2 separate regions of the Homo sapiens genome follow, and region 2 is linked to region 1. A link is a contact called in ENCODE Hi-C or POLR2A ChIA-PET data. All regions are on one chromosome and are shown on one strand. The core of a region is the stretch at or near the end of the contact, and the rest is flanking DNA. Distances in the headings are between cores, read along the strand shown.

Region 1 (4,221 bases), core at 877-3,376:
TTGGCCAGCATCTCACAGGTAGCAGTCCAACTGGATCAGGCCTCAGATTTCCTGACTCGCAGTCCAGTTTCTTGACCACATCTAGGTAATTATGCTCATGCAGAAGATGTTAGTATTGTAAAATAATTACCCTTGAAATTAACCATTTGAGAATCACCTTTCTTAGGTGGAATTTGACTAATTATTTACTATGCCAGTAATTTCTATGAATGATCACAAGGATTAATCATATTTGGAGAACCAAAAAAGTTACCTGTTGTGACGTGCAATCTTTTTTTGTACCATCACTGTGCATGACTCTTTCCTTATGGCACTTAACACAGCAATTTGTTGTTGTTCTTGGTTTTTTTTTTTTTTTTTTTTTTTTTTTGAGATGGAGTCTCGCTCTGTCACCCAGGCTGGAGTGCAGTGGCACAATCTTGGCTCACTGCAAGCTCCGCCTCCCAGGTTCACGCCATTCTCCTGCCTTAGCCTCCCCAGCAGCTGGGACTGCAGGCGCATGCCGCCAAGCCCGGCTAATTTTTGTATTTTTAGTAGAAACGGGGTTTCACCATGTTAGCCAAGATGGTCTCGATCTCCTGACCTTGTGATCCACCCGCCTTGGCCTCCCAAAGTGCTGGGATTACAGGCGTGAGCCACCGCGCCCAGCAGTGCTGTTCTTGTGTGGAAGCTGTCTTGTCTACCAGATAGCTTTATAGTTACAGAGACCATGCCTTTCTTCTCCCTTTATTCCCATAGTGCCTGGTTCAATAATTATCAAATGAATGCATGAAATTCAGAAACTAAGGAAGAAGCAGTGGTCCTTTCACCTAGGGCCTGGTGCAATTACAAGCAGATCCTGCCATCGCTGGGCAAAGGCCGGGACTGGCTTTCTTGTCTGGTGAACGTCCCTCACTGTGGTTAAGAATCCGAAGAGCTGACAGCACTATTCTAAATGCTTTAAGTGCATGTACTCATTTCATCTTCTCAACCCTGTGAAGCACTACCCTGACGAGCCCTAAGTTACAAATGAGATACAGAGTTACAAAATTGAGGCAGGGAGTTCAGTAATTTCCCTCGGGCTCAAAACCTAAGCCAAGCCGCCAGGAGCCAGACCACGTGCTTCTAACCCCTGGGCTGTATTGCATTTAAGCCAACCACTGCGGCAGGGCTTATCCCTCTTTTTCTTTTTTTGACCTCTAAGCCAATTTGTATATTTGAAAACTTAGATACCACACCATGGTAAACATACTGACATCTCCCCAGACTGGACGTATATATGTTCATCTCCGCGTTTTCCCTCACCCTTCTGCTTCTAACCCTTCCTGTTGAACTCATCTTTCACCTCTCGGCTTCAAGTGCCAACTCTGAAAAACCTCCCCGGCCTGGTTTCCTCTCATCAGAATTAATCTCTCTGTTCTAGGTGCCCTTTGTTTAAACTTCAGTTTTGGCACTTAGCACATCAAACCTGGGATGAGTCACGAGGGTGTTTGTGGATCTCCCCGGCTACACAGGGAGCTCGGTGCGGCGGAGGCTGGTGGGAATTGGGCCTGCTGAGCACTCAGTAGGCGCTCAGGGTTTTCAGAAATGAGGATTTTTTTTTTAGGCGTCCAGGGTTGCTGTCTGGTGGCAAGGTCTTTTTTGGGACGGCTCTGTGGGCTGGGATGGCCTCACCCCGCCGCTCTGCCCACTCCTGCCCCGGCGTGGCCTGCCGCCTGGCAGGGCTCTGCGGGCCGCGAGGGCCTCTAGTGCCCCGGCCCTGGCCTCGGCCCAGTTTCCCCAGCTACTAAATGCGGCCCGGAGCTACCGGGGGAACTGGAAAAACACTGGCAGGCGGCCCCACCCCCAGGCCCGGCGGGGCCGCGCGGCCGCCTTCCTGCGGCCTAGGCCTGCTGCTTGGGAGGCGCTGGGGCCCGGGGCGGGGGAAGCGGGGGCGGCGGCCTGCCTGTCAGCGGGAGCGGGCGCGGGCTCGTGTGTCAGCGCCGCCCGCCCGCCCGCCCGCCGGGCCTCCCGGCCTCCCGCCGCCGCCGCCGCCGCCGCCCGCTCCCCCCGCGGCCTGGCAGGCTGCCGGCTGCACAGGCGGGGGTTCGCGCCGTTCTCACGACCTCTCAGGTTGCCTGAGCTCATCTGGGAGCTATTCATTTCCTGCCAGAAAGCAGCCGGGCCTGCTAAGCGAACCACCTTGGCCGCAGGGCCGCCAGGGCTGGCCCGGCGTGGCCGCCCTGGCCGGCTCCCGCCCGGGCGGAGGGCCCCGGGCGGCCTCCCTGGAACCCCCGGGCCGCCCCGGCGGGCGCGCGGCGGGGGCAGCCCGTCCGCCCATCTGGTTGCACTTAGGAGCCGGGGAGGAAGCTAGGAGCGGGTTGTTACCGGCCAACGGGTGTGGGAAAAGTTAATTGACTTTAATGACAGGTTTCCCGGGACGGTGGTGACGACGAGGGGGTCCAACGAAACCCCAGGGTCCCCATTCCAGAAACGCGTGGGGTGGGACGGGGCGCGAGGAGGGGCGAGCCTCCGGAGTCGCGCTTCTGCGCTTGGAGAGGGCTCTCGTGTTGACCGAAGAGCACCCCCACCCCCTTCCAGTTCGGCGCCTTTCCCGCTCCGGATGCTGCTGGAGACGGCGGGGGGCCGGGGCCCCGGAAGGGCTCCATTGAGAGGCTAATGCGCGCGGCAGCCGGGGCCCGCGGCCCGCATCCGGACGCAGTTTGGAGTCGTGCCTTATCTCCCCGAGCGATCAGCACTGCTGGGGGCCGGCGAGAGGGGCTGCTGGTGTGCCCGAGGCCGTATAATTAGGCCAGGCCTGAGGGACCCCCAGGGAGGCAACATCATTGAAGTCGTTTTTGAAGTTTCGCCTCTCCCTCAGCTACTTACTCCAGAAACAGCCAAAGTGCAGGAGGGTACAGCGTCTTAGAAATAAGTCCATTCATTTTCCAGACTTGGAAATGACCCAGAGAAGGGAAATGACTTATCCAAGGTGACACAGTGAATTTGGTGGCATAGCTGGGCAGGAACTGGAAAGTGCCCTTTCCGGTTTGGAGCCTAGTGGGGTCTCCACCTTCTCCCCTTACTGTAACAAAGAAAAAATCCTCGTGGAATAGTCTAAACCTAGCTTTCAGGGGGAAAAAAAGTGCTCTTTTCAAATCACCAATTAAAAAAAAGAAAAAAACGTATTTGTGTTTTTCCTTTGATTTAGTCCCCTCCCTAGGAAGATATCTATGTACTTTCGGTGATATTAATACAAATGCACTTTTAAAATTGTTCCCCTTCAACATAGGGACATTGAATTTTCAACTGGTGTTGAGATTTTTTTTTCCTGTGAATTTTAAAGACATCGATGTAAAAGGAATTCCTTGTGTAAAAATAAGACATTGAGGTCTGATTTTTTCTACCAGGACTGTTAAGGGGCTCCTAGTGGACCCAGAGGACAGGCTTACCAAATGAAACACTGGTGCTTGAGTTGGGTGTCTTAATGGACGATTGTTATTTTGTTTGTGTTTCAACAGGAGGGAAAACGTGGAAAAATGATAAGGGTGTGTGTGTGTTTCTTTGGCGGAAGGTGTGTTGGACACCTTTCATGTACACAAAGTAAGGCAGGTAGGAGACAAATTCAAAAAGGTCTCTTTTAAATCTCTCCCTCTGGGGTGGAAGCTGGGTCCGAAGGTATCTTGAGTGGAAAACTGCTGTCTCCCCGATCATTCCTATGATAGAGCCGCTCTCCACACTGGCCTGTGGGAAAGGCCAGAGCAGGGCGGGGGAGAGGTAAAGCTTTTGAAACAAGACAGAAAATCGTTGGCTTTATCTTTGTTAGGAAAGCTTCAAAGATTGATCTCTCCCGCCTCATCCTTCTCCTCCCAGAAGCCGGTCTAAGAAAAGGGGGGTTAGAGGAGGCTGGCGGGAGGGGCCGGGGGGGAGGAGGACTGGCCGGCGGTGGGGGAGGAGGGCGCGCCCGCCAGACCCACAGCGCGGCTGATGTGTCTGGTCTCGCAGGGCTCGTGGTTTTCATTTCCCCAACACCTGGATGCAGTCAAACACCTGGCCAAATCTGACAAAATCTGACAAGCCTTTGTGATGGGATTTGGAAGAAATTCCCTGCAGATCCTGGCACAGTTTAAAGCTGTCCGCTTTGAGTTAGGACTTGTTAAGGAGGGTTATGTGAGCTGAAACCCGAGACAACCCTTTTGCTTCTATCTGGAGCCCACATCTTGCCTGGAAATGGGGCATGACCAAGCGAAGGGGTCGCTTGCT
Region 2 (4,221 bases), core at 918-3,417, 48 kb before region 1:
CAACACTTGGGGAGACTGAGGCCAGTGGATCACTTGTGCTCAAGAGTTTGAAATCAGCCATGGCCAACATGGTGAAACCCCGTCTCTACTAAAAATACAAAAATTAGCTGGGCGTGGTGGCATGCACCTGTAGTCCCAGCTACTCAGGAGAGTGAGGTGAGAGGATTGCTTGAACCCAGGGGGCAGAGGTTGCAGTGAGCCGAGATCATGCCACTGCACTCCAGCCTGGGTGACAGAGCGAGACTCTGTCTCAATTAAAAATAAATAAATAAATAAAATAAGAAAAGTTCAGACACTGTGACTTCTGAACTAGTCATAAACAATGAAGGGTGAACCGTCATGAAAACACTTGACTTGAGACCGCCATACTCTGAGGAAGCTCAAGTGAGCCCATGCGGAGAGACCACATGAAGAGAGGGATTCCTGGGAGGCTCAGGCTGCTTCAGCATCTCTATCTGACTGTGACTACAGGCGAGACCAGAGCCAGAATTACCCAGCTGAGCCTTTCTTAAAATCCTCTTCCACAGATACTATGAAAGATACTAACGCGATGGTTGGTATTTTAAGCTGCTGAAATTGGAGTGATTTGTTAGGGAGCAGTAGGTTACTAGGATAGACCCTGACTGATGCGTTACAAACATCTGGAGATGTGCAGCTAAAGACGCAAACAGAGGCCAGGAGCAGCGGCTCACGCTTGTAATCCCAGCACTTTGGGAGGCTGAGGCAGGCAGATTGCTTGAGCTCAGGAGTTTGAGACCAGCCTGGGCAACATGGCAAAACCCTGTCTCTACGAAAAATATAAAAATTAAGCAGGTGCGGTGGTGCATGCCTGTAATCACAGCTACTCAGGAGACTGAGGCAGGAGGATCGTTTGAGTCCAGGAGGCGGACGTTGCAGTGAGCCGAGATAGCGCTACTGTACTCCAACCTGGGCAACAGAATGAGACACTGTCTTAAAATAATAATAATAAGTCAAACAGAAGATGTCCCTTCTAGGCTGGGAGTTTCCTGAGTGAAGGAATCGTGCCTTCTCATATTCCTATAGTGGCTATCACACAACAGTCCATTCAGAAGGATTTGTAAACAGGTTCAACAGACGTGGCTAATTTGAGTTTTCATCCTCAAGGAAGATTTGGGTGTTCCGCTCACTTGAGAAGTGAGGCACAATAGCAAAGACTTGGAAGCAACCCAAATGTCCAACAATGATAGACTGGATTAAGAAAATGTACATATACACCATGGAATACTATGCAGCCATAAAAATGATGAGTTCATGTCCTTTGTAGGGACATGGATGAAACTGGAAATCATCATTCTCAGTAAACTATCGCAAGAACAAAAAACCAAACACCGCATATTCTCACTCATAGGTGGGAATTGAACAATGAGAACACATGGACACAGGAAGGGGAACATCACACTCTGGGGACTGTTGTGGGGTGGGGGGAGCAGGGAGGGATAGCTTTAGGAGATATACCTAATGCAAAATGACGAGTTAATGGGTGCAGCACACCAGCATGGCACATGTATACATATGTAACTAACCTGCACATTGTGCACATGTACCCTAAAACTTAAAGTATAATAATAATAAAATTAAAAAAAAAAAAGGGAGAAGTGAGGCAACAAAGAACATGGCATCAACAGCCGCAAGAAGGACAGACGGTGGTTTCTACTTCTCGCCCTCACAAGTGTACCTCTTTGAACCCCAGTGACCAAGAGCACACGTCCCTCAGGTTTAAGACATTCTTTTAAAATAACATTTGCCTTAAGAAGCCAAACACTAATAGTGCCAAAATGAGATTATGGACTTTCCCGGAGACTTATCTAAAGGCCCACACTAAATGTGGCCTCCCTGTTTTCCCTCATTTGTGTGTGTTTTGTCAGTTCAAGGCCAGAGAAAGAACTGTCCCAACTGGAAATAGAGTTAGATGTGGGGAAAGAGGCCACTGCTTGGATAACATTCCTGAGATGATGGGTTTGGAAACTGGGTGTGCCAAAAATTTCCTGGAAAGTTTATTTTTGCTGAGTTTTAAGCCTGACTTCAGACCATTAGAGCTCTTGGATAATGCCAGTTTGTTCAAACACGTAGAGAGCCAGCTGTCCCTGGAAATGAGGTTATCTCTTGCCAACTGAGAGTTCTCTGGTCTGGCTCGCCTATGTGCTTAAACACTTAACTTTTAAAGCAAATCGTAAGTAAAGGTCAGAGAGATTCCGCGTTGCCCAGATGCAGGGCTGATAGGAATTCGTCTAGACCGGTGCCTTTCCCGGGGGACCCTGTGAACATACAGATTCTGACTCAGGCTGCCTGGAAGAGGACTGAGATTCTGCAGTTCTCAACAACTCCAGGTGCAGCAAGGCTGGTGTGTTTTGAGGAGCACCCAGCTAGAGGGCCAGGTTTACTCATCCTGGGGAGGTCTCTGTCGAACCCACCTCCATTGGGCAGTCTTCCCGTTGGGTCCTAAAAGGTTTTTGTGGTTTCAAGAATCTTTGAGTAAAATGAAAACGCCCTTGGGCTGGGGCAGGGTGCACGAAGTGTCTCCATCTGAATTTTGGCAGCAAATATGTCATTACTATTGTTAAAGAAAGAAATTTATTCAAACACTTGTTCAAGATGCTAAGGTCAACTTTCTTCAAGGGGAGCCGTGGAGACAAGGGGTGCAGGGACTTCAGCAACGGGGTCTTGCAGCTGGGGAGAGAGGTGGGACTCAACTCCAGCTGCAACGAGGACAGGTGGAGACTTCTAACCAAGAAGCAGGGTGGGGGTCAATGGATGGGAAATTACTAAGAGGAAATATCACAGATAAGGGGTTTCTGGCTGACTTGACTTAACAGGAGTCTTGCTGAAGGCCGGCCAGGGTGATGAGATACCAAAAGTGGGAGACTTTTGCTAAACTGACTTGGCAGGATTCTTGCTCAGACTGGCTTCTATAAGGACAGGGAAGGAAGCCAAGGTAGGGCCTAGTCAAGCAGAGGACCCAGAGGAGCCCAGCTAAAGTTCTGGTCGAAGGAGACCCATCATCACTATTTAAAATACAAGTTAGACCGGGAGCGGTGCTCATGCCTGTAATCCCAGCACTTTGGGAGGCTGAGGCGGGTGGATCACCTGAGGTCAGGAGTTCAAGCCCAGCCTGGCACACATGGTGAAACCCCGTCTCTACTAAAAATACTAAAATTAGCAGGGTGTGGTGGCGCATGCCTGTAATCCCAGCTACTCAGGAAGTTGAGGCAGGAGAATCGCATGAACCCGGGAGGTGGAGGTTGCAGTGGGCCGAGATCGCGCCATTGCACTCCAGCCTGAGCAACAAGAGTGAAACTCTGTCTCAAAAAAAAAAAATAATAAATACATAAAAATAAAAAATAAAGTAAAAATTAACGATAATAACAACTAAACATTGAAATTCACGCCAAGCTGCATTCTAAGAGCTTGACATGTCGTATTGACTCATCCAGTCCTTACAGTACCCTGGTCCTGTTATGCCCTTCTTAGACATGAGGAAACTGAGGCACGAAAGGTTCAGCTTCAGGTCCAGGGTGATATAGCCAGCGTGGAACGGCACTGAAATTGGTGGTCAGACCTTGGAGCCACAAGTCCGTGGGAGGCCCCTGCACACAGGCGGAGGGTCAGATCCCAAGGGAGGCGGGGTGGCAGCATGGCAGGTCAACCCTTCAACCTCTTAGCATTCCCTGGGATGTCACGGCCTCAAGTTTGTCCTAAAGTGGTATTATTTTGTCCACAATAGGCCATTCATCCATGTCTTGATTGAGCACTTCCTGAATACAAAATGATGCCGCCCCAGACTCTGTGCTAGGTGCTAGGGCTGCACAGCTGGGTAAGCCACAGCCCTGCCTTCAGGGAGTTCAGAGTTCCTGGAAGAGGTTGGACTGGATCAGTGCCAGAATGACAGAAACGAAAAAACTGTAAGCACAGGCTGCTAATATCATTGCCATCTTCATGACCCCAGAACAGACCCTTTTCAAATGCTGAAGTTGCAAAGCCTCTGCCCCTATGCACTTAACCCTCTCAGTTGGCACCTTGCTGGCATCTTGGTTGACATCCCTGCGTATTCCTGTCTCTCTGTCTTTGCTTATTTGGTGTCCTCCTCCTAAAGTGCCTTCAGCCCTTTCCCTCCTGTCCTATCCCACCCTCTAGCTGCCTCCCATGACACACAGGGGTCACATGGTCTGTGCTCATCTGGGGTGACCAACTGTTCCAGTCTGC

What was found. A loop is a pair of places that touch in the nucleus more often than their neighbours do. ChIA-PET counts read pairs that join two places held with the same protein, here RNA polymerase II (POLR2A). Pooled maps may share reads with other maps.
Region 2: a map of thyroid gland shows a loop between it and region 1 (2.2-fold over the local background). The contact joins two enhancer-like sites. A Hi-C loop is called at or near these places in 4 of 168 maps with a recorded cell type or tissue (endothelial cell of umbilical vein, naive thymus-derived CD4-positive, alpha-beta T cell, ovary and 1 more), 1 of 37 single-sample maps with no recorded cell type and 8 of 50 pooled maps. POLR2A ChIA-PET finds 5 or more read pairs at or near these places in 11 of 52 experiments (A549, A673, HEK293 and 6 more).

The regions. Positions count from the first base shown.
Region 1 is chr3:194,139,341-194,143,561 of GRCh38, reverse strand. No RefSeq gene overlaps it. Among named protein-coding and RNA genes, the nearest start is that of HES1, 5.3 kb to the right of the region's middle. RefSeq lists silencers at 1,678-2,097, 2,188-2,257 and an enhancer at 1,890-2,884. Within about 2 kb of position 2,126, at least 33 of the 41 ENCODE cell types and tissues checked have a DNase peak (open chromatin) inside an H3K27ac peak, as active enhancers do; they include thyroid gland, where a contact is called at or near this core.
Region 2 is chr3:194,187,382-194,191,602 of GRCh38, reverse strand. No RefSeq gene overlaps it. Among named protein-coding and RNA genes, the nearest start is that of HES1, 53 kb to the right of the region's middle. Within about 2 kb of position 2,167, at least 2 of the 41 ENCODE cell types and tissues checked have a DNase peak (open chromatin) inside an H3K27ac peak, as active enhancers do; they include thyroid gland, where a contact is called at or near this core.